2 separate regions of the Mus musculus genome follow, and region 1 is linked to region 2. The links are chromatin loops, found by intact Hi-C in ENCODE. Cell type or tissue: left cerebral cortex. All regions are shown on one strand. Links, peaks and the distances in the headings refer to the core of each region. The heading gives the core; the rest is flanking DNA.

Region 1 (15,686 bases), core at 3,008-11,007, 360 kb after region 2:
AGCATGGGGAAAGGGAGAGGGCATCCATCAGCCAAGAAGCCTGGCATTGGGGAAAGGTTTGGTTCTAGCACCCCAAAGGCAGAGCCAAAGGCATGGGAATTAAATAGGATGGGGCTTTTCTCTCTCTCCCCAGGTAAAGGAACATGTGCCAAGCTTTGTGTGGGAGATGCAAAAGCAAGCACTGGAGAGGGAACACAAGTGACCTCAACCTTACCCTGTGCCGCTAAGCGGGTATTTATCTCTCCCTCAATTTGCTGTTTGATTCTGAGACTGACAGCCCCTCCCATGAGACTGAAGCAGCCCCTCTCTCCCCTGTCACATCCCAAGTGCCCAGTGATGATGAATATGTGATTGTTGGATGAGGATCGAGCACGTGAGTGAGCGGACATAGCATAGGGGTCCTCGTGTCGCAGGCACCCTGCAGAGAGATGCAAGGGGCCCCATTCCTCTGCCTGTGACTCTTCTCCAGGAGTCGGTCCTTCCTGGTAATTTGGGTCTCAGGCAAAAATAAACAAACAAACAAAAGACCTGTTGCCTCTATCAACACATGACTGCAACTGTCAAAGGACAAATATAAATAAATAAATAGCTGGAAGTATCTTGGGGGGAGAGAGAGAGGGAAAGAGAGAGAGAGAGAATAAACAGATGCCAGCAAGATGGCTAAAAGAACTTGCTGCAAAGCCTAAGGCCTTGAATTCAATCCCAGAGCCTCACATGGTAGAAGGAAAAAACCTCCAAGTTGTCCTCTGACCTCCACACATGCACCATATGTAGCATCGCACATGATAGATGGATAGATTAGATATTAATAGGGAGATAGATAGATAGATAGATAGATAGATAGATAGATAGATAGATAGATAGATAGATAATACATGGATAAATAAAAGATAAAAATAGAATATAAGAAATTGTTATTTGCTTACTGAGGTATATTTTTTTACCTTTCGTGTGTATGAGTGTTTCACCTATATATGCACCTGTGCACTACATACATACTTGGTGCCCAAAGAGGTGGTGAGCCTCTGTGTGGATGCTAGGAATCAAACCCAGGTTTGTTTTCAACAAGTACCCTTAAGCACTGAGACAATCTCCAGTCCCAATTTATAGACATACATATATATATATATATATATATATATATATATATATATATATATATATATATATGAATGTCTTGCCTGTGTGTATGTCTGTGCACCACACATGTGCCTGGCTGGACAGCCATTGAGCCCCATGGATCCCTTCTGTCTCCATATCCCCAATGTAGGGATATGAGCATGCACCGCTACACCTGGCTTTTTAATATGAGTCCTAAGGAACTCACTCGGGTCTCATGTGTAAAAGCCAAGAACATAACCAATTTAGCCTTCTGTCCAGCTCCTCAACTCTGATGGGTTTTGTTGTCTGAGTCAGGGTCTCATTGTATAGCCCTGGCTAACCTGGAACTCACTACGTGGACCTCGCTGACCACCAACTCACAAAGATTCACCTGCCTCTGCCTCTTGTGTGCTGGGATTAAAGGTCTACACCACCACACCTATCACCATCTGTGTTTAAATTTCTCTTTTTAAGTGGCATATATTTACTGAACATAGTAACGGCTTTCATAGACACGGATAAATGCACCCGCCCTGTGGCCACATTCACTCACCCTCTCCTTTCTCCCCACCCCCATCATTCCCTGGAGCATCCCTGTTAGTTGCACATCCCATGTACATGTATGATATGACTCTATGTACCTATATAAAATCCGAGGTCTACAAATGAGAGAAAATATCTGACCGTTATCTCTCTGAATCTGGCTTACTTCACTTGCTAGGATTTTTTTCCATACAAGGAAGGAGGGAGACTGCCATGCCAGATGTCCCCAAATGTGACCAGCACCTCCTCAGGTAGGTCTTCCTCACCTGCTCCGGCTTCCCGGATACCTGACTCCTCTGTAACCAGGCAGCAGGAGCTCCCGCCAGGCAGACTTGAGAAAAGACAATTTTTCCAGAGCAGAATAGCTCATAAGAGACACGGGTTTCCCCTCAGGAAGAGACACAACCCTAAGTTCCTGGGTCCAAACCAGTATCAAAGCCCCCGCAAAAAAAAAGAAGAAGAAGAAGAAGAGGAAGAGGAAGAGGAAGAGGAAGAGGAAGAGGAAGAGGAAGAGGAAGAGGAAGAGGAAGAGGAAGAGGAAGAGGAAGAGGAAGAAGAAGAAGAAGAAGAAGAAGAAGAAGAAGAAGAAGAAGAAGAAGAAGAAGAAGAAGAAGAAGAAGAAGAAGAGCAAGATGGCTCAGAGGGTAAAAGCGCTTGTTACACAAGCCAAGGGACCTGAGTTCCATCCCCAGAACTCACATAAAAATGGAAGGAGAGAACCAACCCTCTCAAGCTGTCCTCTGACCTTCACATAGACACCACGGTAGCCCGTGGCTATACACACATCATCACTTAAAAAAGAAATAAATTATCCTGAAACGAATGTCCAAATAGAGATCATAGTGGCTAAGAGAAGCTCTGAGATGCAAACGCTGCTTCTTCGCACCTCTGTGCCTCTCCAGCCTCAGTTTTCTCATCTGTAAAATATGCCGATTGTTGCAGCAAATTAGTGAATCCACATCTAGAAAAGGCTCGGAATAACTCACCAACAGATCAGCCTACTACTACGTCACTACTGACTCTGGGATACCTTTCCAGAGGAAGAACCAGAGGTTCTAGAGGTGGCTGTCGGTAAAGTGCTTGCAGGCAGGCATGCAGTCCTGTGTTCAATCCCCAACACCCATCTAAAAAGCCAACACCACTGGGGAGGCAGAGACCAGACCATCCCTTGGGCTCACTGGCCAGGTAGCCTAGACTAATTGGTAAACTCCAGGTCCACTGAGAAGTCTCAAAAAGCAAGGTAGAGTGTCGTCGAGAAGGACACCTGATATTACCCTTTGACCTCTATATACATACACACAAAGGGGGGAAGGGCAGAGAATGAGACCACAAACAGAGGCAGAGGGTAGAGGTGTGTGTACCTGCCAATATCTTACTTTTTTTTTTTTAAGTATCATTTGGGAGGGTACACGTACCATGGCATACAGAAGGAAGTGGCATTTGCCTAGCCTTCCCATTAAGTAGCCTCACCTATAGACTTAAGCAGAGGCCCTGCCCACCTGCAGGGGAGCATGCTCCCAGAACCTGCCACATAGACCGTGGCCCAAGAGTCGGATGTTTCCCTGCCAGTGCCAGCATTAACCTTCTGACTCTGTCTTTATCCCTCAGGTTCCTACTTGGGCCATGTCAAAGGGCTGTCGCTGTCATAGCCTGAGATTCCTTAAGTGGAAAATCCTCTACCCAACGAAACCCCATGTATAAGGTCTAGGGCAAGCCAGGCTTTAATCCCAGCACTGGGGAGGCAGAGGCAGGCGGATCTCTGGTCTACAGAGTGAATTCAAGCCCAGCCTGGTCTATAGAGGTTCCAGGACAGCCAGAGCTACATAGTGAGATCCTGTATCAACGCGCGCGTGCGCGCGCGCGCACACACACACACACACACACACACACACACACACACACACGAGAGAGAGAGAGAGAGAGAGAGAGAGAGAGAGAGAGAGAGAGAGAGAGAGAGTCCAAGACGATGGGTTGAGAAGACAGAGCTTTAGCCAGTGGATAGGAGCCCCAGTTTGACAGAAATTCACACCCTCTGGCTGGCCTCAACCTCGGACCTGCAGCAGGACTGCGCTCAGAGGCGCCCATCTGCTCTGGACCACTTTCTCCAAAGAGCTGCGGGTGGTACCTAAGCCCCTCCTCCTTCTCCTCCTCCTCCTCCTCCTCCTCTTCCTCCTCCTCCCCCTTCCCCTCCCCTTCCCTCTCTTCCTCCTCCTAGGTCTGTGGGGAAACGAACTCTTTCCATCCCCCACTTTCAAACTGAGATGCAGAAGAATACAGGCTACCCAGAACCAGGGGTTCTCTGGGAAGGAAACCCTTGAGAAGTTTACTGCCTGAAACCACCCTCCCAGACTCCAAGCCAGTAAAGAAGGGGACTCCTTTTTGTCCTCCGGATCATGGCAACCGCCCCCGCTCTTTGTTGGCTCCAGTCACTAAAGCGGAGCTCCTGAGGAAACCCCCCACATCTCCCGGTTCTGGCCATTGGCTGTAGGAGGGGTGCCAGATGATTTACTCTGGGAAGGTCCCCAGTGCCATTAAATCACTGGAGGCTGCGACGGAATTTGCATTTTTTCCCCACACCATGGGGCCACCCCTTCCCAAGGCGTGGTGTAATGAGGAACAAATAGACTACTACACGGGGCCAAGCAGGACTAAGCCCTGTGACTTGCAAGGCAACAGCGCCGTCCCTACGATTTGCAAACTTGTCACTAGCAAGGCTGGGGGCGAGGGAGGGGCTCGGGTGGAGGAAGGTGGAGAACCCTATCTACCCCATTCCACAGACACCCTCTCCAAACAAAAGCATCAAGGGTCAACAAAGCAAGGCTTGTCAATTTCCCCCAGGGGACAGTGGTCTGTCTCTGCATCACTAACTTCCAAAGCCACAGCATGAACAAACACGGTTTGAATGATGGGGCCCCCTAGTCGCTAAGCCGGAGGATTGGTGCTGACTCCAACCAAGTGCAATTCCGTATGCTTCAGCCCTCACGAAGCTCCAAGAAGTCCGCCCACCGCTCTCCTTCCCGGGGTAGCTGCCCACGCAGGAAGAGGGCACAGGCAACAGAACGTGTGCTATAGGAGCGCCTCCGTACAGCTGAACTCTTCAAGCCCCACTTCCAGGGTCTCAGCCACTCAATCTAAGGTTGGTCCAGAAACGATCTAGAAAATGCAGCCAGTTCTAGATGAAGCTGGTTAACTCCCAACCAACCAACCAACCAAGTGTAGGCAGCTCTTTCAGAAACATCACCCTTGTTTTGGAGCTAAATATAGGCTTAGCAAACTGTGTTTCTCTTTATGTCCCTGGTGGGAACCGATGGAAGGCATGGGCAACCGAGGACCCAAAGTATGGCAAGCTATGCAGCCGAGAGCTGCACTGACACCTCCTAGGAGGGCCGGGAATGAGTTCCCAGGGGTGGCACATCCTCTCTTCTACCACAAGCCTCCCAGAGCCATCCACGCACAGGCTCTTCTGTAGCTGGGTGGGGCTGGACAGGGTGAGGGGACTCGTTCTGGCACAAGGCAAGAAACAGGCAGCTTCCTCCTTCAAGGTTGCCCAGGATGGCTTTTTGAACACAGCCAGGCGAACGCTGACCCCCGTGGAGAGAGAAAATAGCCACAACACTGTAATTTGCAAGTCCGAGGGACTGTGCACTTTGGCAACCGCGTCTCAGAGCTTCCGCTCTGAGGAAATGGCCTGGACCCCCGTCAGTGCCCCTCTCCAACCCACAGGGGAGTTCCAAGAGCAAGCAGCTCGAGGTTGCTCATTAACGGCGCCAAGGAAGAGCCCTCCACTTGAGGACCAGAGCCATCCTCCAGTGGTGCAAACAAAGCCCAAGGCTGGCCACCATCTCTCCAAGGGGAAAGTCTTAGTAAATATTTGGGGTCACTTGAGGTCATCTAGAAGGAAGGCAATATTTACTTTTGCCTATGCACAGTCATCCTTCCAAACAAGTTGGCATCCAGGTTTACTCCTAAGTGCGACCTCACCCAGGCAGTCGGAGCCGCAAAGTTGAGGGTGCATTTTTCCTTCCGCGTTCTGGGTATCTGTACGGTCGGTTTTTGTTTTAAGGAATGGGAAGCGAAGCTCTCAGTCTAAAGCTACCTGCTCCCAAAACGTGGGCTTTAAAGGTCTGGAGAACACAGCCCTCATACGCACATGAACAGGGCTCGTGACTGTCGCTTCTTCCCAGCCTTTGGGATTGTCTCTACTTGCCTGGGGTGGGGGAGGGGGGTACTGTCATTTTAGGATAAGCTTCCTCTACAACCAACACGTAGCAACACCGAGGTGGCTGAACCTAGCCAACTCCATCCCAGGCTGCAAACAGCATATAACTGGCTATTCTGACTTCCCCCATTCGCGGGGTTTAGGCGACAGCTGCGCAGGTGCCAGTCTGGAGCCAGACTCCCGGATCCCGGGGCGAGGGCTCTGAACACCTTCACGTTAGACATCACTAGGTGCCTGAGCGGACCACGCTCCCGGGTCCTGCTAGACCACGTATGGGTCAGGGTGCTGGGACGACCCGCGCTTCCAGAGGGTGAGCGGCAGGGTCACCTGGCTGCCTGCGGAAGCTACTTTGGGAGACAGCGGGAGCCACTTGGGGGAGCGGGTAGCTTTGGGAGGCTGGAAACAGAGGGGCAACCAGGCGCGGGAAGGACTGCAGCCAAGCCAGACATGGCCAGCCCAGACGACCTCCAGGCCCCGCAGGTGTCCAGACAACAGGACAGCAATCCACGGACGCTGGGCCACTACATCTCCAGCAGACCCCGGGGCCCGGGTGCCAGGCAGCGTAAGGAGGGGTATTTCAGGGAGCCCTGCCTGTGGCTCCCGGAGCCCCAAAAGGATCCAAAGGGCAGCTGGGACTGGAGAGGAGGCAAAGGGGACGCGCGCGGGGTTTGGGCCGCCCGGGGCTCCCCAGACCCGCCAAGAGCAGGAGGCGGCGGCCGCCCGGGACTTGGGACCCAGGCAGCAACTTTGCGCGCGGGGTCGGGGAGGGGACGCGGCCGCGTTACCTGCGCAGCGGAGCGCGCTCAGCGCCAGCAGCAGCCCGAGCGACGCGGCCGGGGCCCGCATGGTCCTCCCGGGAGCCGGCGCCGGGCTCCGCTCGCTCCTGCGCCGCCGCCTCCCGCACCTCTCAGCTCCGCGCTCGGCCGCCGGCTGCAGACGGCGCCCGGGCTCAGCGCGCGCCCGCCCTGCACTTGGCCGGAGTTGCGCGGCCCCCGCCGGCGCCGCGGCTCCTGCGCCCCAGCGCGCGTCCCATCCCGCCGCCGCCTCGGCCAGCGCCAGCTGCCGGCCGCCCCTCCAGCCAGCGCGAGAGTGAGCGAGCCGAGCAGGGAGGAGGGGAGGGAGGAGGGAGGAGGAGGGGAGCAGCCAGGAGGGAGGAGGAGGGAGGAGGACAGGAAAGGAGGAGGAGGAGGGAGAAGGGGAAGGGAGGAGGAAGGAGGAGGGAGAGGAGGAGGAGGAATGGGGCTAGAAGAAGAGGGAGGAGGATGGAGTTAGGGAAGGAAGGAGATGAAAGGAGGAAAGGAAGGGGAGAAGAAGAGGAATAGGGAAGAGAGGAAGAGAGAGGAGGAACATACCCAGAGATGTTAAAGAATAGAAAAAGAGGAGGCAGGGAGGTGTCCTCCCCCCCCCCCAGTCCCCTCCCCTCCTCCGGGCCAAGACACCAGGCGGCCACCCAGCGGTTAAGCGTCAGGATGTGTCACTCACTCCCAGGGGAGAGCACAGGGCCGCCAAGGCCTGTGGAGACCCGAATAGGTAGTCGGGCAGGGACAGAGAGAGCGTTTAGAGTGCGGAGCGGGTTCCCAGGGAGTGTTGGGAGGGAGCGCAACGCTGGGCGTCCCCGGGGTTGAGAAGGCAAGCAAGCTACCGGAGAGGCCCGCAGAGGAGGCATCTGTGAGGGATAGATTGCTGCGCGCAGACTAGGGCACGTGATAGATGTGGTGTGGCCTGAGAGCCCGCAAGAGTATCTACCAGCCTCAGGCAGATCAGAGCGCTCTTTCTGTGCTAAGGAGTGGGGAGAGGAGGCACGGCTCCGCCACCAAGGCAGGTCGTCCGATATGTCCACGAAGTGGGCCAGGCTTCAGCCCGGCGTGGGAAGAGAGTCCCAGCTTACAGGGACCAAGAAACTACAGTCCCTTTGAATGCACAGCCTAGTCCAGGCGACAGGTTGAAACAGGGAAGCTCCGAGGTGCTTCTCTGAGAGGCCCTGGAAGTTCCCTTCACCAGGCTGCAAAGCCAGACAGAGGCTGTGGTGTCTAAACACCTGAATTAGAGTCTGGGTTCTGCTCAACCTGCCACCAGTTTCTGGTGTCCTGGCTTGGCGTAGAAAAATGGGTCAGAAGCCGGGAGTGGTGGCGCACGCCTTTAATCCGAGCCCTCGGGAGGCAGAGGCAGGCGGATTTCTGAGTTCGTGGCCAGCCTGCTCTACAAAGTGAGTTCCAGGACAGCCAGGGCTATACAGAGAAACCTTGTCTCGAAAAACCAAAAAAAAAAAAAAAAAAAAAAAAAGAAAAAGAAAAAGAAAAAGAAAAAGAAAGAGAGAGAGAGAAAGAAAGAAAGAAAGAAAGAAAGAAAGAAAGAAAGAAAGAAAGAAAGAAAGAAAGAAAGAAAGAAAGAAAAAAAGAAAGATGGGTCAGACCTCAAATCAGTCAACAGGGATGATGCAGACTGTGGCCCAGCATCCTTAGTTGAGAACCCAGGGCAGGCAAAACTCATAATCCTCCAAAGAGCCTCAATTTCCCAACCTGAGACATAAAGTCAGGGCAGCCTCTAGCTGGTATTCCCAGGAATGCACACAGGAAACCCCTGACCCGATCCGCCAAGGGTAACACCCTCATGCTCGCTGCAGCCGTTATCACCGTGTCTGATTTGCCTCCATGGGCGAGTATCAGCACACTCCGGCCTTCCCAGCTGGTGAGGGGGCTGGTGGACCTACTTCATTAGTAGGGACTCATTAGTCCAGGCAGCTCCAGGCTCTTCCACAATTTTTTAAAAAAGAAGAAAAGAATAAGGAGCAGGAGCAGGTTAGTTACCAAGAACAAATTCTGCTCTGCCTGCAGCCCTCCTTCATAAGGAATCCTGTCTTTGCCATGCTCCTGGCAAAGGCATCAATAGGTGGACAGTGGGTTCTGGGTTTCTTTCTTTCTTTCTTTCTTTCTTTCTTTTTTTTTTTTTTTTTTTTTTTTTTTTTGGTTTTTCGAGACAGGGTTTCTCTGTATAGCTGCCTCTGCCTCCTGAGTGCTGGGATTAAAGGCGTGCGCCACCACCACCCCGCTTGGGTTCTGGGTTTCTTCTTGAGTTCAGAGGTTCTGTGTGTCCCCTCTCCCTGGTGACTATGGCTGTAGGGGATGCTACCCAACCTCAGGTACTTCTGGGTGCCACTCCAGTCACCTTTTCCACCTCTCCTTCATTTACTAGCGAATATCACTGAGCTGTGCACCTACTGTGCTCGAGGCCTGGGCTGGATGGTGAGGACTCAAGAAGTAAACACAGCAGGAACCGCCACTCTTGAGGAACTGGGATTGAACAGCAGCCCCGTGATGGAGATAGCGCAGGCTGCAGCCATAGCCAGAGGGAGGCCAGGGTGTATTGGACCAGGTCATCAAGAGCTAGGATCTGTGACCAGAGGGATTCTATGGCTTCCTTGGTAGGGGCATAGTACATGGAAGGCAGGCCACAAGCCAAGATCCATAAATCCCCGGGGGTGATGGAAGGCATCGGTTACCTTACCCCCACCTCACACACACTCCCGTTCAGTTCAGAGGTACCTCATCACATCTCAGAGAACCTCTAGAGCTGGGCCGGAGTGCGCTCCCCAGCTGACCCTTGCTGGTGATGATGTAATACCACAGAGGAAGGAGGGGTCTGTTTTGTGGAATGGCTGACAGGGAGAAGGCAGGTTAGTTGCTGTGCGACTTTGTAGAAACCCCTAACGCTTTCTGAGCGTCCCTGCTTTGGCCTGTACCTTCACTGGGCGAGGATTTCTGCGTGTTAACCAAGCCGGTGTTTCTGATAGTATTTATGGAAATTCTAAGCAGAGGGGTCTGGAGGGCCCAGAAGAGCTGAGGAGCTGAGGGTATAACCAGGAGACCCTGTAGCTCCCTCAGCAAGTGTATCTTCTCATCCCTGCTCAACTTCAAATCCCCATGTTTCACCTGGCCTGGGGAGTACCAAGCAGGACTCCCAAGGTTCTATACATACACAAAGAAGCTGAGGTTGGAAATGACTCTCGCCCTGGTTCTGTAGTGTGGTAAGGGAAATCTAACCTGACCTTGAGGTGTAGAGCTCTGACCACCCCGAAGTAGCAGGTGGCTGTTCCCTTGGGACCCTCCCAAGCCTGGCCTCTAAAACCCTGCCCAGGTGCCTCTGGGCTTTGGACAAAGAGCAACATTACCATCTTGTGGCCAAAGCGGGTAGTGCATCCCTAGGTGGTGCAGGTTCCTCGCCCGGGGAATCAGGAAAGCTTGGGGCTGAGGCTCTCCATCCCCAATAGCTGGGCTAGACCAGGCACCAGGCTTGACACAAGGAACCCCAAGTGCAAATCCTGGGAGAAAGGAAGGGAGAATGGAAGGAAGAAAGAAGAAAGAAGGAAATGAAACTCAGGGTTGAAGAGCAGGTTAACAAGATGCCAGAAGTCCCCCATAAGCCTGTGACTTGAGACCAGATGGGAGGAAAAGCAAGAGATCTCAGCAGGAAACGACACTCACCCCACACACCTGACTTCAGTCCCCGGAATCCACAACGGAAGGAGAGAGTTGACTGCCACACGTGTGCTGCGTTACATATAAAGCATCACCATTCCCACTTCATAGTCATGCACAACAATCGCTTTTTTTAAACCGAAATGGTCTCACTATGTAGTCCTTCTGGCCACTTGCTGACTGAGGGGGTGATGGGAGGGGCTCCCGTAACCACTTATGCCAGTGCCCACCAGCAGTTCTTTGCTTTTCTACCGGTGGAAGAAAGCAAAACGCTTTTCCAGAAAGTTTTAGCCACCGTGTCGTCGGGCTGATCCTGCACAGACCATTCTCTGAGAGGATACACTGTGGTGCTTAAACTCTGCTGCTCCTTCAGGCATTCTTGACTTGCAGCCAGAAACAGCCTGGATGATAGATGCCGGTTTTGGGAGAGCCCTGAATGGACAGTCAGTCAGTCGTGCATATTTAGCTCTCAACAGAACAACTTGAATAATGTATGTCAAAAAGTAGAAGAAAACACACACATACATACATACAAAATGTTTCTTCTCCTATGCTGGCTTTTTGAGGGGTAAGTAGTTCTCCAAATCCCGTGTTCCTGACACAGACTCAAGACATAGGTACTGAGAAAACAAAACCTAGATGACACTTGGAGTGTCTTTGGGTGCATTCCATACCCCTCTCCCCACACTCTCTCCCCACCCCTGTGATGGTTTGTATATGCTCAGGCCAGGGAGTGGCATCATTAGGAGGTGTGGCCTTGTTGGAGTAGGTGTGTCACTGTGGGTATGGGCTTTAAGACCCTCATCCTAGCAGCCTGGAAGTCAGTATTCTGTTTGCAGCCTTCAGATGAAGATGTAGAACTCTCAGCACCGCCTGCACCATGCCTGCCTGGATGCTGCCATGCTCCTGCCTTGGTGATAATGGACTGAACCTCTGAACCTGTAAGCCAGCCCCAATTAAATGTTGTCCTTATAAGAGTTGCCTTTGTCATGGTGTCTGTTCACAGCAGTAAAACCCTAATAACTCAGTGAGAGTGTCATGTGACAGCATTGTCACGAGACTGCATTGCTTCAAGCATTCTATATTGAAAGCATCTCTCATGCTGCCTAACAATGTTTCTCTGTGTGACAGTTTGAAAGATGCACTTGGCCCTGCCCTTAGGATAGTCCTTGTTTAGTTCCATCAGTTTCCCTGAGGAAAAACCAAAGGGCCCCCTGTGTTTCACTGGGGGGGGACGACAAAGGTTTGAGGCTGGAGTGTGGCTCAGAAGTGGAACAAGTTCCATCCTCAGCGTTGCAGAGGGAGGAAGGGGAAAGAAGGAAAGAAAGGAGCTGGAGAGATGGCTCAGTTGGTAAGAGCATTTGTTGTGCAACCCTGAAGCATTAGAGTTTGAACCCCGGCACTTGTGTGAAAAGCCAGGTGTGGCCATGAGCACCCAGAACCCTTGAAATGTGGGGCCGAGACAGCTGGATACATGGCCCAAAACAAGGAGTGTAAGAGACCCTGTCTTGAGGATTTAAGGTGGAAAGGGAGAGAGAGCACTTGATGTTCTACTTCAGCCTCTACACTTGCAAAAAATGGGGGGCACAGCGGGGGGGGGGAGACCAGGCCGGGGGGGCGGGGGGGAGATGGAGGCAAAAAAGAGAAAAAAAGAGAAAGAGGGCAAAGGAAAGTCTGTCTAAGCTGCTTTTCTTATACATGGTCAGATGCACCCTTAAATCCACACTGTGGAAGAAGGAGTCAGAGGTTGTCTAATACAGGTCTCCTTATAAAACACATTCAAGCTGGGCAGTGGTGGCGCACGCCTTTAATCCCAGCACTTGGGAGGCAGAGACAGGCAGATTTCTGAGTTCAAGACCAGCCTGGTCTACAAAGTGAGTTCCAGGACATCCAGAGCTACACGGAGAAACCCTGTCTCGAAAAAAAACAAAACAAACGAACAAAACACACACACACATTCAAATTCCCACCCTTTAGTGGCAGTGGCCAGTGGCCTCAGAGCTAATTCACAGCTCCAGACCCAGCCTTCTCTGCTTCCTTGAAGTTTTGCCTGCGAACCTTAGCCTTTAACAGCAGAGTGAAGGCTCCGGCCCCTTCAGTCCCTTGATTCAGTTTTAACGCTTCGCTGCGTCCCATTCGCTCAATAAGTGGAATATTCCAACAGAATTAGCTCCTTACCCACCCCAAATCTGTAAATATTGACGTTTACAATGAAATGTACGTGTTTGGGGAGATCATTGCCACCTCCAATGTCATCACCTTTTATATATATTTACTTAATATACATGTAGGAGTATGTGACTTCCTGTATGTACATCACATGTGTGCAGTACCGGTAAAGGCCAGAAGAGGGCAGCAAAGTCCCCTGGAGCTGAGGCCACAGACTGTCAGAATACTCTTAAAGCCACTGCTGCTGTGGCTGTTGCTGCTACTGGTTTGTTTGTTTGTTGTTTGTTTGTTTGTTTTATTTTGCTTTGGGATTTTATTTGTCTGTTTGTTTGGGTTGGATTTGGGGGCTGTGTGTATGTGTGTGTCCATGTGCTGGAAGTCTACACATAATGTGGAATGCACTCGTATGTGCTCCACCTTTGAGCATTGCCAGCCCCTCTCAGTGTATGAATCCAGACGCTTCGGAGAAACCCAGCATCCTGCTCTCTGCACATGGGGCCTGGGTCCTCAGGACACCACAGGTTTCTCCCATCTGCCTGCCCTTTCCCTTGACCACATCTGCCTATGTGGTTCTTAAATCATTCCTAACTCTCATAAATTCTCCATATCCTCTCTTCTTTGTTCAGGAGCCCTTCCTGTGGGGAAATGAGAGAGCGTTTAGTGTCACACCAAGATTCGTGCTAATTAGCTTCTAGGGTGTGAGGAGTTCACAGCCCTGTGGCGGTGAGGGATCCCTTAGCCCAGAGCAGAGTAGGGAGACCTTGGGATTGTCTGTGGAGGGGACACCTGTAGTCCCACGTGATCTTCTGAGCAAAGCCGGCTATAAGCAACCGGCTCTTCTCATCCCTGCGTGTAGCCAACAGGAAGCTGTAAGTTTCCCCCTGAACCAGAGGACTCAGCAATGACATTTTCATTATGACAAACCCCTAAGTAAGGAGGGACTCAGGGCTTGCACAGGCTGTGGCTTTGGGTCCAGCTGGTGTCATGACTCAGAATCTTCAAGGTCCATGAGAAGATTCTTCTCAGCAGCTGAAGAGCAGGAAATATTGGCATGAAGTAAGGTCACGGTGATGATAAAATGACCCTCGAGGATGCCTGGGGCATGCTCAAAACGCACATGAATGCAGTAGTAACAGAGGCCAGAAGGGGGCGCCAGATCCCCTGGAGCTGGAGTTAAAAGTAGCATCAATCCATCCGATGTAGGTGCCAGGAACCAAACTGAACCTCTGTAAGAGCAGTATGTGCTCTTAACTGCTGAGCCATCTCTCCAGCCTGTCCTTGCCCACCTCCAGGATTTATCCTGAGTAGAAGTGGTTGAGCGAGTCACAGAAAAAGAAGAGAGTGGACACGCCCACATTCAAATTTCCCACCCATTAATGGAGGTAGCTGGCAGCCTCAGAGCTAATTCACGGGTCCAGACCTGGAAGCAGCCTTCTCTGCTTCCTTGAAGTTTTGCTTGTGAGCTTTTAAGGATGGAGTTATCGCTCCAGCCCCTTCACTTCCTCGATTGCTACCACAGTTGCAGAGGCGGTGGTGGCCACACCAACAGCAGTGGCAGGAGAGGAGCTGAAGAGTTCCTGGCAGGGCAGCACCTGGGGCAGATGAGAGGAGGAACGGGAGTGAAAGAAGAAACAAAGAGGGCTGGAGGAACGAAACAGGAAAGCAGGTAAAGAGGGAAGAGTCAAGGCCAAAGATAGAAGGCATGAGGAAGCAGGTTAGATCCTGCCTGCAGCCAGGACTCACAGAGCTGGGACACTGTCACTGTCCCAGCACTTGAGGACCATCCGGGAGCTGTGACATAAGCAGACACAATGCCTCCTGCTGGTGCTGCTGCAGCGGCTGATGGAAGCTGGGAATTGCAGAAATAGCCAAGTACCAGGCCACTGGTGGTTAAAGCACAGAGCCTAGAATAGTGAGTCTCCACATCTCTCACTGAGCTGAGAGCCTCTGGGTCTCCAGCCCCGCCCCTAGGTCTTGGGCACTCCAGGGCCCTGGAAGGAATGTCTCCTTTCCTACCCACAATTCCTACCGAGGTAGAGCCGAGAAGCCCACCAGCTGGCTGGTGACAGGATGGCCATTGTGCTTGGGGCTAGACTATAATTGGCCAGCTGTGGACTTGGAAGGACCGACCTCTGTCCAGACCACACCCAAGTCCAGCACCTCCTTCACCCGAGACCCCCAGCTGCCCCAAGTTCTCCTGGGTAGCAATCTGAGAGAGGCAAGAACGTTGCGCAGGTGACAGCAGTCACAGGCCAAAGTGCCAGGCACTCAAGAGTGCCATTCTGGAATATTCTAGTAAGTTCTTCCAGTGTGCCAGTGCACATCCTGGGCTTCAAGGAGAAAGCAGGGGTGTGTGAGCTCACATCTGATAGAGGGTCACCAAATATCCCATCAGCTAAAAATGCTCACTCTGTCTCGCTGTTCACACTGCGTTCCAACATGACAGCCCCTGTAAGAGGGAGTGTTTTACTTCACTTAGCAGAGGAGGAAGCTAGGACTGGATTTATCCCACATCAACCAAATGGTACAGGTGACGTTTGAACAGAGACCTGAATACCCTCAGGGTCTCCATCAGCCCCTGGCCACCACAGATTATCTATCTATCTATCTATCTATCTATGGAGTGTGTATATGTGTATCTATATATGCATCTATGTATCTATGTATCTGTCTTTATCTCTCTGCCCCTGACCACCCCAGATTCTGTCTCTCTGTGTCTCTCTGTCCCTGTCTCTCTGTCTCTCTCTGTCTCTCTGTCTCTCTCTCTCTGTCTCTGTCTCTCTCTGCCCCTGACCACCCCAGGCTCTCCCTTATTGTCCAGCAGTCTTCCTCTACCTCAGGGAAACTTTGATCTTGCTGGTTTGGTTTGGTTTCTTTGGGTTGTTTTCTAAGGTAGGCTAGCCTGAAACTCCTGATCCTCCTGCTTCAGCCTCTCATGTACTGGGGTGAGAGAGGTGTGACTACCACAGCCATCTCGGACACACACACACACACACACACACACACACCATATATATAATTGCATATATGGATGCTTTATTTACATCATTTCTACCCCACCCTCTCACCTCTCTGACTCCACCTATGTCCCAACTATTCTTCATGCCCATCTGTAAAGAGCTTCGCCCATGGAGCCCTGAGGGATTTGAGGACTTACAGGCTGTGGAGACTCCCAGGGA
Region 2 (15,686 bases), core at 2,893-10,892:
AGGACTCTATCAGGGATGTCTGCTATTTTAAAATAAGATTCTGTGGTTCTGGTTATCTGGGGCTGAAAAAAAATCAGTCAGAATTAACAAGAGACAAGAACCTCTGGTTTGAAAGTTTTATATCACTGAGACAATTGATGCTAGTTAGCTGGAGCCAAGATTTTAGCAGTGATCAGGAAGAGACCAGCATCACTGAGGTGGAAGCTTCTAGGAAATGTTGAAGAGAAGCTGAACTCCAGAGGTAGCCAAGGTGGTTCCTAGTGTTGGCTGAAGGACTTGGTAATGAATAAGAGTCAGCCAGGTTGTACTCATTTTGAGGGGGTCATGGAGAGCACCTGAGGCTTGGCACTAGGAGAGGCCATTAGTGAAGGTGCAGCCTCAGTGACAGTTGAAGGCCCAAGACTGAAGGGGTCATGCATAGGAGCTGAGGCTTGGCACCACGAAGAGATCCCAGGAGAGGCTATTCTTTCAAATAACCCCAGTTTGTGTGTCAAGTTAACATAGAGATTCCAAAAGAGAGGGTCAGAACCCATAGAACTGGAGTTAAAGGCAGTTGTGAACCATCTGGCATAGGCACTGGGAACCAACTGAAAAACGCAGCTTGTACTCTCAACCAATGAGACTTTTCTCCAGGTCACTATTGTTCATTTGAACCAATCACAGCCACTTATTCTTGAAGGAGCTACAGTAGTTTCCCCCAACTTAGGGAAGTGCGCCCCCTGCTACCCAAGGTGGAGATCACTCACACAGGCTTGTGATCCACAAGTTGAGTTTCAGATAGCCATAGCAGAGGCTGTAGTTCCAGCAGCCAGCTTTAACTGTAGCGCTGGAGCTATTGGAGGCATCCGTGGCATTTTGGAGCTGATAGCCCCTCTGGCTAGTAGACTGATAATCATATTTTCTCTAAAGCAACCCAGAGAACAGCAATTAGATTGTCAAATTGCCCCCACCCCCTGTGTCTTTTCTTATTTACAGGAAAATGAACATCAGAAGAAATGCTTGCAATATGAAAGTTCTCAAAGCATTGTAGTTAACGCTAACAATGCAACAGATTTTGGCAGTGTGTTCACAATTCCTGACATCTTCCCCATGCTCCATGAGAGGTAGGATTCCCCCATCCATCTGAAGGAGACAATGAGGCTAATGCTGAAGACGCTTTCCGTTTCATATGTACAGGATTTGGGGCTTAGTCACCTGCAACCAGATGAGTCCTGATGGGTACCATCTTCTCTCACACTGCCTCAGTCTCCACCAATATCACACTTGCTTCCTGTTCACATTCTCTCCTGTATCTGTATTCTTTTTTATTGCATCATGCCTATCAAAGAAAGATGAATTTTCATCCACTCTTCAGGTCAAATGTTTGCTTTGCCACAAGTCCTCTTGGAGAGGCCAGGCTATCAATCCTCAGACCCCAACTCCTCAGCAGACACCAATGGATCCTTTAAGGGGTGCGAGTTTTCACAGTCACATGACTCCAGCCCCCACAACCTCTGACTCAACACAGATTTGCTAAATTGTGTGGCTGCCATGTAATATTTTGGGGGGCTTTGCTTCCTTCCAGGTTTGGCATCTCACCCCACCTCTGCTCCTTGCTTTTTCCTTTTTGACTCTGAGCTATGAATTTATCAAGGGGTGGGCAGAGTTCCCCTCTCTGTTGCCAGACCTGTGGGAAGATAAGCAGCAGAATGCTCAGTGTCTTGGCAATAGGCGCAAGAGAGAAAGCTCTGCCAAGGCTCTGTCTGCTATGACTTCACCACACTGTAATTCTAAGACCTTGACATGACCTTCCAGGATCTCTGAGTGCGGCCATAGCTAAGGGGAAACTGAGGGGCGCTCGTGCGCTTGAAAACACGTCCCATCTCTGCTACCCTGGAAGTACAGCATCTTTGCATGATCACCCATATCCACGCAAGCCACTAGACAGAGGAAGAAAAGGAGGTCTGCCTTTCTTGTCACTCACAGAAAACAGCTGACATGATCCCCAGTAAAGTCACTCCGGTCTGACTCCCAGGAAGAAAGGATCTAAATGTTTCTGTCAGAGGACCATTTTATGCTGGTGCTAAATTGTCTCTTGTGTGGGGGAAATAAAGAAGCCTATTAGATGTCCTAAGAAAGAGCCTGGAACAGAAAGAGGAAATTAGACAAAAACTAAAAGCAACAGGGACTGGAGAGATGGTTCAAAGGTTAAGAACACTGGCTTCTCTTGCAAAAAACCTGGGTTCAATTCCCAGGACCCATATGACACCTCACAACCATTTATAATTCCAATTCCAGGGGATCCAATGTCCTCCATGGGCACCAAGCATGCTCATGGTACATATACTTGCAGGTAGGCAAAGAACTAACATTAAATTCTCTCTCTCTCTCTCTCTCTCTCTCTCTCTCTCTCTCTCTCTCTCTCTCTCTCTCTCTCTCTCTTCCATTTGTGTGTGTAACACAAAAAGTTAATAAAAACACCAGAGTGTGACCATAGCACTGCATTGATACTAGTTTATACTAGACATACAATGGCAATCTAGTTGTCCCCTGTCTCAGTGAAGGATATTCTCCAACGCAGTGTGTACCTAGAACCAGAGTGTGTTGTGCACACATACACTGTGTCTTTTCCTGGGAACATGCACCTCGAATCTAGTTTATCTCATAAATCCTCACATCATATCATTAAAAATAGTAAGCAGCGGTTGCAATACTAAACTCATTTGTCTCTTTACTGAGTTGGTACATATTTTAGTTTTATATATTCACTTAAAGGAAGCACCATACAGGTGGTATTAGGAGTCACTTTTGGACTTTTGGGATTCCTATTAAGTAAAATGAGATACTTTAGCCCAGCAATATGATAAAAGCCACATTAATCCAATCCCTAAGAAGGCTTCTAGCTGATAATGGGAGGGTAATATATACAGGGTGCTCATACTGAACCCAGGCTATGATTGTGTCATAGTTAGGGTTTTACTGCTGTGAACAGACACCATTCCCAAGGCAACTCTCATAAAGGACAACATTTAATTGGGACTGGCTTACAAGTTCAGAGGTTCAGTCCGTTATCATCAAGTTAGAAACATGACAGTGTCCAGGCAGGCATGGTGCTGGAGGATCTGAGAATTCCATCTCTTGTTCTAAAGGCAGCTTGAAGAAGACTAACTTCCCAGGCATTAAAGTCCAGACCCACAGTGACACACCTACTCCAACAAGGTCATACCTCCTAATAGTGCCATTCCCTGGGCCAAGCATATTTAAACCATCACAGATTGAGATGAAGAAAGACAGGGTGGAATTCCATCATATAACCAAGAATGGAGCTCTGTTAAAACTTATGAAGCGTGGGAGATTTTTTTCCATCTTCTGAGATCTTCAATTTCTTTCTTCAGAGACTTGAAATTCTTGTCATACAGATCTTTCACTTGCTTGGTTAGAGTCACACCGAGGTATTTTATGTTATTTGTGACTATTGTGAAGGGTGTTGTTTCCCCAATTTCTTTCTCGGTCTGTTTATCCTTTGAGTAGAGGAAGGCTACAGATTTGTTTGAGTTAATTTTATATTCAGTCACTTTGCTGAAGTTGTTTATCAGGTTTAGGAGTTCTCTGGTGGAAGTTTTGGGGCCACTTAAGTATACTATCATATCATCTGCAAATAATGATATTTTGACATCTTCCTTTCCAATTTGTAACCCTTTGACTTCCTTTTGTTGTCTAATTACTCTGGCTAGGACTTTGATTACTATATTGAATAGATAGGGAGAGAGTGGGCAGCTTTTCTAGTCCCTGATTTTAGTAGGATTACTTCAAGTTTCTCGCCATTTAGTTTGGTGTTGGCTACTGGTCTGCTGTATATTGCTTTTACTATGTTTAGGTATGGGCCTTAAATTTCTGATTGTTCCAAGACTTTTACCATGAAAGGGAGTTGAATTCTGTCAAATGCTTTCTCAGCACCTAATCAGATGATCTTGTGGGTTTTTCTTTGAGTTTGTTTATATAGTGGATTATGTTGATGGATTTCCACATATTGAACCATCACTACATGCTCCATTATGTTCATAACAGCCTTATTTATAATAGCCAGAAGCTGGAAAGAACCCAGATGTCCTTCAACAGACGAATGGATACAGAAAATGGAGTACTACTCAGCTATTAAAAAGAATGATTTTATGAAATTCTTAGGCAAATGGATGGAACTAGAAAATATAACACTGAGTGGGGTAACCAGGTCACAAAAGAACACACATGGTACACACTTATTGATAAGTGGATATTAGCCCAAAAGCTCAGAATACCCAAGATACAATTCACAGACCACATGAAGCTCAAGAAAAAGGAAGACCAAAGTGTGAATGCTTCAGTCCTTCTTAGAAGGAGGAACAAAATACTCACAGGAGGAAATATGGAGACAAAGTGTGGAGCAGAGACTGAAGAAAAGGCCATCTGGAGACTGCCCCACCTGGGGATCCATTCCATATACAGACACCAAACCCAGACACTATTTCAGATGCCAAGAAGTGCTTGCTGACAGGAGCCTGATACAGCTGTCTCCTGAGATACTATGCCAGAGCCTGACAAATACAGAGGCAGATGCTCACAGCCAACCATTGGACTGAGCACAGTGACCCCAATGGAGGAATTAGGGGAAGGCCTGAAGGAGCTGAAGGGGTTTGCAATCCCATGGGAAGGACAACAATATCAACCAACTAAATCCTCCAGAGCTCCCAGGGACTAAACCACCAACCAAAGAGTACATATGGAGTGACCCATGACTCCAGCCACATATGTAACAAAGGATGGCCTTGTCGAGCATCAGTGGGAGGAGAGGCCCTTGGTCCTGTGAGGGTTCGATGCCCCAGTGTAGGGGAACGCCAGGGCAGTGAGGCAGGAGTGGATGGATGAGTGGAGGAGCACCCTCATAGAAGCAGGGAGAGGGGGATAGGATGGAGGGTTTTTAGGGGGAAACATGGAAAGGGGATAACATTTGAAATGTGAATAAATAAAATATCCAATAAAAAATTATGAAGCAATTTTTCTGGAATTCTCTATTTAATAATTTTGGACTCTGGATAAGTATAAGCAAAACTAAACAGAAAGGCTAACTGATATAAGACAGAAAAATCAATGGATTGTATTATACATGACCTTGCTGTAGAGTTAGAAGATACCTATCCCAGGTATTAAGTTTCCCAAGCAATCTTGGGTAAGTTCAAACTTCTCTCCATCTCTGAATCTGAGTGGATCATCTTTGATCACTTTAGGGCAGTGATTCTCAACTTCCTAATACTATGACCCTTTAGTACAGTTCCTCATGTTGTAGGGACCCCCAACCACAGAATCATTTTCATTGCTACTTCATAACTGTAATTTTGCTATGGCTATAAATGGTAATATAAATATCTGTGTTTTCTGATGGTCTTAGGTGACCGCCTTGAAAGGGTCATTTGATCCCAAAAAGGGTCACAACTGATAGCTTGAGGAACACAACTTTAGGATAATAATGACATATATCAAGGTGTTCCTGCATGATTTCTGCTGAACTATTTTTCCCCAAGCCCAGAGAAAGCTTGCAAACTTTTCTTTCTGAAATTACTATTATATTAGGGTTTTTTCCCTTGGTGCCTGTGACAAAATATCTGACAAGAATCAAATAAAAGAAGGAGGGGTCTGTGTTGTCTTATCATCTAAGGGCACAGTCCATCATGGAGGGAAGGCATGGCCATGGTGGCGGCAGGAGCTTAATGGGGCTGGTCACATTGTATCCACAGTCAGGAAGCAGTGTGAGGCAGCTGGTTATATTGTATCCACAATCATGAAGCTGAGAGAGAGGGATGCTGGTACTCAGCTCATTGTCTCCATTTCTTTCAGTCTAGCACCCCAGTCCATGGGATGGTACTGCTCTTGTGTAGGACCTCCCTTCTCAATTAACCTAATCTAGAAAACCCCCTCTCAGACACACCTAGAGATGTGAATCCTGGATGATTCATTCTTCCTATGAAATTGACAATGGAGATTAACCATCACAACTATATAGCAAACATTCCCATTTTTAAGAGCAATTTGTCAGTCATCAGTGCCCAACTCTCTGCCCTTGTACTGTGGAAGCAACCATTAAGGATGTGTGGCTGTACCCAACTTGGATTTTATTTACAAAAGTAACAGGTGATCCATATTTGGTCTGCAGATCATAATTTTCTGATTCTCTACCACAGACTACTTGGATGTCAGTACCAGCTTTTAAAAACGTGTGGTTTAGGAGCTGGAGAGAAAGCTTAGTGGTTAAGAGCACTGGCAGCTCTTGCAGAGAGAACCTAAGTTCAGTTCCCTGCATCCACATTGCACGCCCTCTTCTGGCCTACTTATGGGCACTGCACACATATAGTGCATAGACATAAATGCAGGCAAAACACCCATACACATAAAATCAAAACAAACATATCTCTTAATGCTGGCCATAGTATCTCTAAACATGATGTAATCTCTCAGGAGAGTATCCTGAGCATACACTTTCTAAAATTCTCCAACAGAAATCTAATGTATGTGCATTCATAGCTGGGAATCACATGCTCATTAGAGAGGGCTCAAGAGGACTTTTTTTTTTTTTAGGTGTAGTATAAGAAAAGTAGCTGAAGGTTAGCTGAGGAGATTTTTCTTGTGGGTGAAATGAAAATAGAGTCGGGATGCTGAGCACCCTAAAATTAGAATTCTGTCTTTTCACATGTCCTCCCTCCGTTACTCAAGGCAAAAAGCAGCAAGTTCTAAAAACTTAAAAGGGACTTTATTCTAGAATCTGTTGCACAAGTCCCCCAAGGGGGACCAAAACCTGTAGTATGTGTCACTGGCTTTGAATGCAAGTTGGAATTTTCACTGGCATTATGCTCTGAACATCTGCAGGCAACTGTACCCACTGTACTTCCTAACCTATTCCTTTTTATTTCTACAATGTTTCTGTCGGCACTTTTAGTTCCCTTTCCATGTTTAGCCCCTTTTTTTCTTAATAATTTTGTGTTTAATTTAGGTTTTGAAAATCCAATATCTTAGCCTTTATTGAAGCTAAAAATCTCTACAGCTTAGATCTCTTTTTAAAACAGGTTTTTAAAATCTGCAGTGTGTGTGTGTGTGTGTGTGTGTGTGTGTGTGTGTGTCGCGCGCGCATTTCTCTGTGTGTATGTATGTGCACCATATGCCTACAGTGCCCATGGAGGCCAGAAGAGGGCATCAGATCCTCCTGCAACTGGAGTTACAATGGCTGTGAACTACCATGTGTGCTAAGAATAAAACTGGGATCCTTGAGAAAAGTAGCCAGTCCTTTTAACTGCTGGAGACTCTATTGCATGGGCTGAGGTCTTGTGTTTTGTGTAAGGGGGAAATTGAGCTGAGCACTTGCTGTCTGAAGCCCCTGCTGCCAGAGTCTCCACACCATTATGGGCTGTACACTCTAACTGGGAGCCAAAACTAACAATCTCTCTATTAAATTGCTTTTGCCATGGTGTTTTATCACAACAGGAGAGTAAGACAAGATGCCCCTCTAAGCCCTACTGTTTCTGTTCATTAAGTGGGGCATGGTAAGGTCTGGGTGCCAAAAGTATCTGACAGCCTTTATCATGAACAAACGAAAGTCATTTCTGGAAAGTTCTGGGGAAAAATTATTACACTGAAATAGATCATCATAGTAGCTGTTATGGCTTGCCATGATGCAGTAGAAATCTATGGTGATGCAGTTATCATTTAATGTGGTGAAATCAAAATATATTATGATGTAATGTGATTCAACATGACACAAGAGAAATTTATTCTGTCTCAATTATGGCTTGTTCTAGAAACATTGTCATGCACAATAGATAATAGGGGACAATTCTATAACACAACAGAAAAATTCCCATAATGTAGTAGGTCATAACAGATCTGATGGTTTTGCGTGACGAAATAGAAATGTATGACAGGTAATACAGCAGGTTACCACAGGTGCTCTGATTTACTGTGATCACATAGCTGTTTCCATATCAAATAAAGGGGAGGCAACTTCATCCTTACACAGCTCCTTTCTCCTGGTTCCAGACAGATAACATGGTGAAGCATCCTTAAGCTGCCGAGCTCAGGCTGCCTATCGTCCTCAGCTGGCTGTGGGGTAGCGGCACACTCCCAGACTGCTGGCTTCCCTCAGTCCAGACACGGAACAGACAGGACATCTCAACCCTGTCAGCATTCTGGAAAATGTCAGGCAGGAGAATACTTTGTGGAATTTTTGCAACAGGAAGTGCCACCTGAGAGTCAGTTGTGAAGTGACGTCACCAAAGTCCTCAAGTTCCTCGTGACAGAAGTGGAAAGGATGTGTGCCTCGTGAGAAATGTGTGTCTCGTCAGAAACATTTAGCATCCTGTTTCCTTTCCATCCTGAACACAGAAGGCTGTGTTGGATTTTACTGAGGTGTGCAGCAGGTGCAGGAGATGTCTGTCTTCCTTCTGGCCCAGCTTCCTACTGCGCTCACAGATAGGCAATCCTTTCGAGACCATTCTGTAGAATTACCTCCACTTTCAGAGAGCATTTAATCCAGCCCAAAGCCTTAATGATTTTAACACTACCCCCAGCACTAACCAAAACCCCCAGATCCTGAAAATTGCCTTTGCTAACACTTTCATGTTGAGGAAAAACTCACAGAACCCTGTGGCCTGTGTTCTCTCCAGTTGCTACAGGTCGGTAAATACCAATCTGTTCAATAACAAAGATCAAAGACTGACTGTGCTCTCCTGATCTTCGGGCTTTGTTCCTGGTGTTTAAATAAGTCAGAAGCTCATTTATTTCGTTGGCCATGGTGCACGTATTAAGTTGTGCTCCTGTTTTCACTATTTAACTGGACTCCAAGGACTTCTGGAGAACCCTAGAGTGGCCCATGGTTCCTCCTCCTCCTCCTCCTCCTCCTCCTCCTCCTCCTCCCAACCATTCACAGAGCAAAAACAGTAAGTACTCAGCATACCCAAGGACTCACCTACATCCCACCACAGAATAAATACAGAGAGGAGTCCAGGTCTCTGGGGCTTTTCAATACCAAGAAATCCAGGATGTGTGAAGGGTTAGTGATGAGGGCTGAAAAGATATCTCAGTGATAAAGAGTGTTTGCTGCTCTTGTGGAGCACAAGAGTTCCCAGCACCCACATCAGGTGGGATCAGCCACCTGGAACTCAAGCTCCAGTGAATCTGGCACCCTCTTCTGGTTGCTGCAGGAACCCATACTCTCATGCACTTACACACATACATAAAAATGAAACACAAACAAACAAAAAATAAGTTAGTGGAGGAGGGAGGAGTGAATAAACAGCCAAGAAGCTAGGATAGGAACCAAAAGCAACTGATGTCACAGAGTAAAGACTTTAAGACTAAGGAGTGGGGACTTGCCCCAATTTCTTGTCAGTGATCAAATAGTAGGAATCATTGAGCCACAGCCACACTGTTCGATAGTCACCCACAAAGGACCACCATGCCCAGGCTGGTTAAGTAAATAGGATCCTCTGAAAATAAATATCAGAACAAGGAAAAGCCCCCCCCCCCAAAGTCTCCATCAACTGTGAGGAGCCGCCCTCACATTCGCCATTACAAGATGGCGCCAACATCCTGTGTTCTAAGTAGTAAACAAATAATCTGCGCATGTGCCAGGTAGTTTTCCACTCCATGTGCTCTGCCTTCCCCGTGACGAAAACTCAGACAATGGGCTGCAGCCAATCAGGGAGCGACACATCTGAGGTGGAGGACAATCCTCCATAAAAGGGACGGGGTTTTGCCATTCATCCCTCTTCTCCTCTTGCTCCTGGAGAAGTAAGCAATAAAGCTTTGGCCGCAGAAGATTCCGGTTGTCCTGAGCGTGTTCTTGCGGGTGGGGACAAAAGCTCGGGATAATCAACGAGCACAGACACCACTGCATAGCTAGTCTTCCAGAATCTTCCCACAGGGAACATTCCAGGTGGCCTAACAGCCACCTTATTTCTTTTAACTGAGACGGAAGTCTACCACACAAAGGAGGAGATGGAAATATACCCTAAATTGGAATTTTTAGGACCAACTGAGACAGCATTGAGAAATCCCACATCCGGTCTTAGTTCAGCTCCCAGTCTCTGGCTGAGCCATTCCATTCTGGTGCCACAGCCTCAAGGTATCAGGTTTTATTAGAGTGAAAGAGTGGGTTATATAGCTCATTACTATGAAAAATGAAGAATTCTGATCCCCAAATCTGGTCTCTGGGTATCAATTTCAGCTCAGAACTTAGCCCTAGGCCCAGAAGTTCCTATTTGCAAGCAAAACTGAGACCAAGTAGATTTCAGAATAATTATAATGTTTTGGAATCACTTAAATCTCAGGGGATGTCACATGATCAGCAGCTGCATTTTGCAGGAAGCTCCAGGCTGGGAATTTTTGCAAGGAAAGTCCTTCTTTGTGGAAGAGTTCAGAGGTCATTCCTCCAGTGAAAGCTAATGACTTCTACAGGTGAAATAGGGATAGCTGGCCACCATGTAAAAGCACCTGAACAAACACATGGGACATATACGTACTCATACACACACACACATTATATATTTTGGACATTGATACAGATGAGTTTTAATGCTCACATGACTTTCTCCTTCTTTGGAGACTGGAGGTGACAGGAAGCAGGTGGTCACATGCGGAGTGCATGCTCAAAGTGAACCGAACTGGCTAAGCCATTTCCCTCAGTGGCTGCTTCATAATCTTTTGTTTGTTTGTTTGTTTGTTTTGTTTTTCGAGACAGGGTTTCTCTGTATAGCCCTGGCTGTCCTGGAACTCACTCTGTAAACCAGGCTGGCCTCGAACTCAGAAATCCACCTGCCTCTGCCTCCCAAGTGCTGAGATTAAAGGCATGCGCCACCACCACTGTCCATGTGCCATGAACTTTTTGGTAGCCCTTGCAGTTGCCAGATTTTCTACTTGAAGTAGGGTCTCCCTGGTAGCCTAAGTTGATTTCAAAGTAATGTTTCTTTTACCTTCATCCTCCTGAGTGCTGGGGTGACAAGAGTTCACCTCCATGACTGACCCTTAGTTCTGTGGGGTGTTGTTGGTGTTGTTGCATGTGGGTTTTTTTGTAGCAGGCATGCTTATGTGTGTGTGTGCCTGTTTGCATAAATGTGGGTGTACATATGGGAAGTGATTTTGCACACATCTGGGCTAATGGAGTCCAGGGCTTCTGTGTCTCCCCTACCACTTTCCTCCTTACTCACCAAAACAAGGTTTCTCAGTCGAACCCAGAGCTCACTGATTCAACAAATCTAGCCAGCCAGTTTCCTATGTAGATTCCCTGTCTCTGCCTCTTAAGGTCTGAAAAGAACCACTATAAACGTGGTCAAGGCTGTTCCTGTGGGCTGAATTTATTCCTGGACTGAATAAAAAGGAGACAATGAGCTGAGCACCAACACTCCTCTTTCCCTGCTCCCTGATGGCAGCCACAGTGTGGTGTTGTTGTTGCTACTGTTGTTTTCTTGCTTTGTTTTGTTTTGGAAGTTTTATTGTTGTTTTGGTGAAGAGTCTAATCAAATATCTTTTCCAAATAAAAGTATCTTATTGCTTCTTTTAAGATGCTTTTACAAGGTATTCTTATGATGCTTATTCCTCAATTCTTCCTGTCCTGCCTCCCACTTCTCATGGGTCCATCTGCATCTCCCTCCCAGGCAATATGAGCCAAATTCATGTCCTCATTTTTCGTTGTTATAAGTGATGCCTACATGTGCCTGAGTGCAGTCATTCTCTGGAGCATGACAGATATTCCAAGGCCACACCCTTAAGGAAAAATAACTCCCTCCCCCCAAAGCCATCAACTGTCCACAGCTCCCCAGGGAGGGATAGAGACTCAGGAACCCTGCTTCACTCCATGCTGGAATCTTGACTGACCAGTATGTTCATCAATGCAGCTGTCTGTCACATCTAGAAGATATAGTTTCCTTCTAGTCCTCCCTAAACTCTGACTCTTACACTCTTTCCACCCTGTCTTCCAAGATGGTCCCTGAGCCTTGAGAGTGTGACATGAATGTCCTGTTTTAGCCTCCATCAGGAAGGTCAAAGCACTGGGCCATTTAGTCTCCCTGGGATCTGAGCACGTAGGCCTCACATCCTTCTGATGCTGCAAACAAGCTAGAGATTTTGACACTGATTTGAAAATAACTACAGGAAGTCTAAAGTGCCTGTGGATCCACTCTCATCCAACCAGCAACCAAACCTCTTCACACAAGGGAACGTGGTGCATCAGTTATTTGGAGGTAACACACTGGAAGCCCCTGCCCATGTACAGCAGCATTTAGCCATTCAGCGGCTATGGTGAGTGGTGTCTACAGATATCATCCCTGCAGCCCCAATTCACCTATCGCTGATTGCATCTGAGCATGCACGAGAACTCCCATCACATGGATGATGTCATTGCACAAGACTCATGTGCTTCCTTCTCTCTTGCAGTTGACCTCTTGCTGGGAGGGAGAGGGAATAAGTGAGCATGAGAGAAGCGTATGGAAGGGCTTCAGGAGTTCAGAAATGGTGTATGTAGATCTACTTGTTAGGCCAACTTGGGAAGCTGGGGCAGGAGGATTGCAAGTTTTAGGCCTGAGTGGGCTACAGAGAGAATTCAAAGCCAGCTGGGACAACTCAGTGAGACCCTGCCTCAAATTAAAATTAGTAATAATAATAATAATAATAATAATAATAATAATAATAATAATAATAAATAGCAAGCAGAAGGCTGGGGATATCACAGTGGTAGAGTGCATACCTAGCATGTACAGGCTTGGGTTCAATCGACTCCCACAAGAACATGGTAGGAAACAACTTCCACTCTAGAGCAGAAGGCTTTATAGAGCATATCAGCTTGCTGCTGATACAAAGTCACCATGCAAATATATAAAGAAAAAGAGGCCCAGATCCAGACTGTGAGAGACAGAAAGGCAGCAGAGTGGCCAGGCACTGAGGAGAGCTCACTGGCTGAGCCCTGGAGGGCCTGCTTGAGGCAAGAGTGGTTCAGTAGAGAAGGGACAACCAGTGTCAAGACAGCATTTCTTCAGAGGCTGTGACAACACCACAGGCATGGTGGTATTAGATGGGCAAAGCCGTCTTGGTGCTAAGAGAGACCAGACCACCCATAACCCAGAAACCCATATATTGAACCATCCCTGCATACCTGGGGTGAAACCTACTTGGTTAGGATGGATGATTGTCTTGATGTGTTCTTTGATTCGGTTAGCTAGAACTTTATTGAGGATTTTTGCATCGATATTCATAAGGGAAATTGGTCTGAAGTTCTCTATCTTTGTTGGGTCTTTTTGTGGTTTAGGTATCAGAATAATTGTGGCTTCATAGAATGAGTTGGGTAGAGTACCTTCTGTTTCTATTTTGTGGAATAGTTTGTGAAGAACTGGGATTAGATCTTCTTTGAAGGTCTGATAGAACTGTGCACTAAACCCATCTGGTCCTGGGTGGGTTTTCTTTTTTTTTTTTGGTTGGAAGACTATTAATGACTACTTCTATTTCTTTAGGGGATATAGGACTGTTTATATCATTAACCTGATCTTGATTTAACTTTGGTACCTGGTATATGTCTAGAAACTTGTCCATTTCATCCAGGTTCTCCAGTTTTGTTGAGTATAGCCTTTTGTAGAAGGATCTGATGGTGTTTTGGATTTCTTCAGGATCTGTTGTTATGTCTCCCTTTTCAGTTCTGATTTTAATTAGGATGCTTTCCCTGTGCCCTCTAGTGAGTCTGGCTAAGGGTTTATCTATCTTGTTGATTTTCTCAAAGAACCAGCTCCTCGTTTGGATGATTCTTTGAATAGTTCTTCTTGTTTCCACTTGGTTGATTTCACCCCTGAGTTTGATTATTTCCTGCTGTCTACTCCTCTTGGGTGAATTTGCTTCCTTTTGTTCTAGAGCTTTTAGGTGTGTTATCAAGCTGCTAATGTGTGCTCTCTCTAGTTTCTTTTTGGAGGCACTCAGAGCTATGAGTTTTCCTCTTAGAAATGTTTTCATTGTGTCCCATAAGTTTGGGTATGTTGTGGCTTCATTTTCATTAAACTCCAAAAAGTCCTTAATTTCTTTCTTTGTTCCTTTCTTGACCAAGGTATCATTGAGAAGAGTGTTGTTCAGTTTCCACGTGAATGTTGGCTTTCTATTATTTATTTTGTTATTGAAGATCAGCCTTAGTCCATGGTGATCTGATAGGATGCATGGGACAATTTAAATATTTTTGTATATGTTGAGGCTTGTTTTGTGACCAATTATGTGGTCAGTTTTGGAGAAGGTACCATGAGGTGCTGAGAAGAAGGTATATTCTTTTGTTTTAGGATAAAACGTTCTGTAGATATCTGTTAAATCCATTTGTTTCATAACTTCTGTTAGTTCCACTGTGTCCCTGTTTAGTTTCTGTTTCCATGATCTGTCCATTGGTGAAAGTGGTATGTTGAAGTCTCCCACTATTGCCAGTATATAAAAAAACTCAAAGACAAAAACCACATGATCATCTCCTTAGATGTGGAGAAAGCATTTGACAAAATCCAACACCCATTCATGATAAAAGTGTGGAAAGATCAGGAATTCAAGGCCCATACCTAAACATGATGAAAGCAATCTACAGCAAACCAGTAGCCAACATCAAAGTAAATGGTGAGAAGCTGGAAGCAATCCCACTAAAATCAGGGACTAGACAAGGCTGCCCACTTTCTCCCTACCTATTCAACATTGTACTTGAAGTCCTAGCCAGAGCAATTCGACAACAAAAGGAGACCAAGGGGATACAAATTGGAAAGGAAGAAGTCAAAATATCACTTTTTGCAGATGATATGATAGTATATATAAGTGACCCTAAAATTCCACCAGAGAACTCCTAAGCCTGATAAACAGCTTCAATGAAGTAGCTGGATATAAAATTAACTCAAACAAGTCAATGGCTTTTCTGTACACAATGGATAAACAGGCTGAGAAAGAAATTAGGGAAACAACACCCTTCTCAATAGTCACAAATAATATAAAATACCTTGGCGTGACTCTAACTAAGGAAGTGAAAGATATGTAGGATAAGAACTTCAAGTCTCTGAAGAAAGAAATTAAAGAAGATCTCAGAAGATGGAAAGATCTCCCATGATCATGGATTGGCAGGATCAACATTGTAAAAATGGCTATCTTGCCAAAAGCAATCTACAGATTCAATACAATCCCCATCAAACTTCAAACTCAAATCTTCAACAAATTAGAAAGGGCAATCTGCAAATTCATCTGGAATAACAAAAAACCTAGGATAGCAAAAACTCTTCTCAAGGATAAAAGAACCTCTGGTGGAATCACCATGCCTGACCTAAAGCTGTACTACAGAGCAATTGTGATAAAAACTGCATGGTACTGGTATAGCGACAGACAAGTAGACCAATGGAATAGAATTGAAGACCCAGAAATGAACCCACACACCTATGGTCACTTGATCTTCAACAAGGGAGCTAAAACCATCCAGTGGAAAAAAGACAGCATTTCAACAAATGGTGCTGGCACAACTGGCAGTTATCATGTAGAAGAATGCGAATTGATCCATTCCTATCTCCTTGTACTAAGGTCAAATCTAAGTGGATTAAGAAACTCCACATAAAACCAGAGACACTGAAACTTATAGAGGAGAAAGTAGGGAAAAGTCTCAAAGATATGGGTACAGGGGGAAAATTCCTGAATAGAACAGC

The links. Peaks named below come from ENCODE experiments on the same cell type or tissue, not always from the same donor. Only the 100,000 strongest peaks of a DNase experiment are listed, where the experiment ranks them.
Region 1: it touches region 2 in a loop (15-fold over the local background); 2 of 42 quality-filtered maps call a loop at or near these places.

The regions. Positions count from the first base shown.
Region 1 is chr5:125,523,653-125,539,338 of GRCm38, reverse strand. It overlaps Tmem132b (transmembrane protein 132B), which reads right to left and starts at 6,921. Exons shown (of 9, transcript NM_001190352.1): 1 at 6,649-6,921. The coding sequence starts at 6,709. In left cerebral cortex, for the core only: CTCF peaks have their summits at 7,315 and 10,032 (motif pointing left); DNase peaks (open chromatin) are centred at 5,903, 6,970, 7,501, 10,036 and 3 more places; H3K4me3 peaks cover 4,113 bases; H3K27ac peaks cover 4,076 bases.
Region 2 is chr5:125,880,032-125,895,717 of GRCm38, reverse strand. No RefSeq gene overlaps it. Among named protein-coding and RNA genes, the nearest start is that of Gm40328, 26 kb to the right of the region's middle. In left cerebral cortex, for the core only: CTCF peaks have their summits at 6,342 (motif pointing left), 7,234 (motif pointing right) and 9,194 (motif pointing left); DNase peaks (open chromatin) are centred at 6,644 and 8,287; H3K27ac peaks cover 862 bases.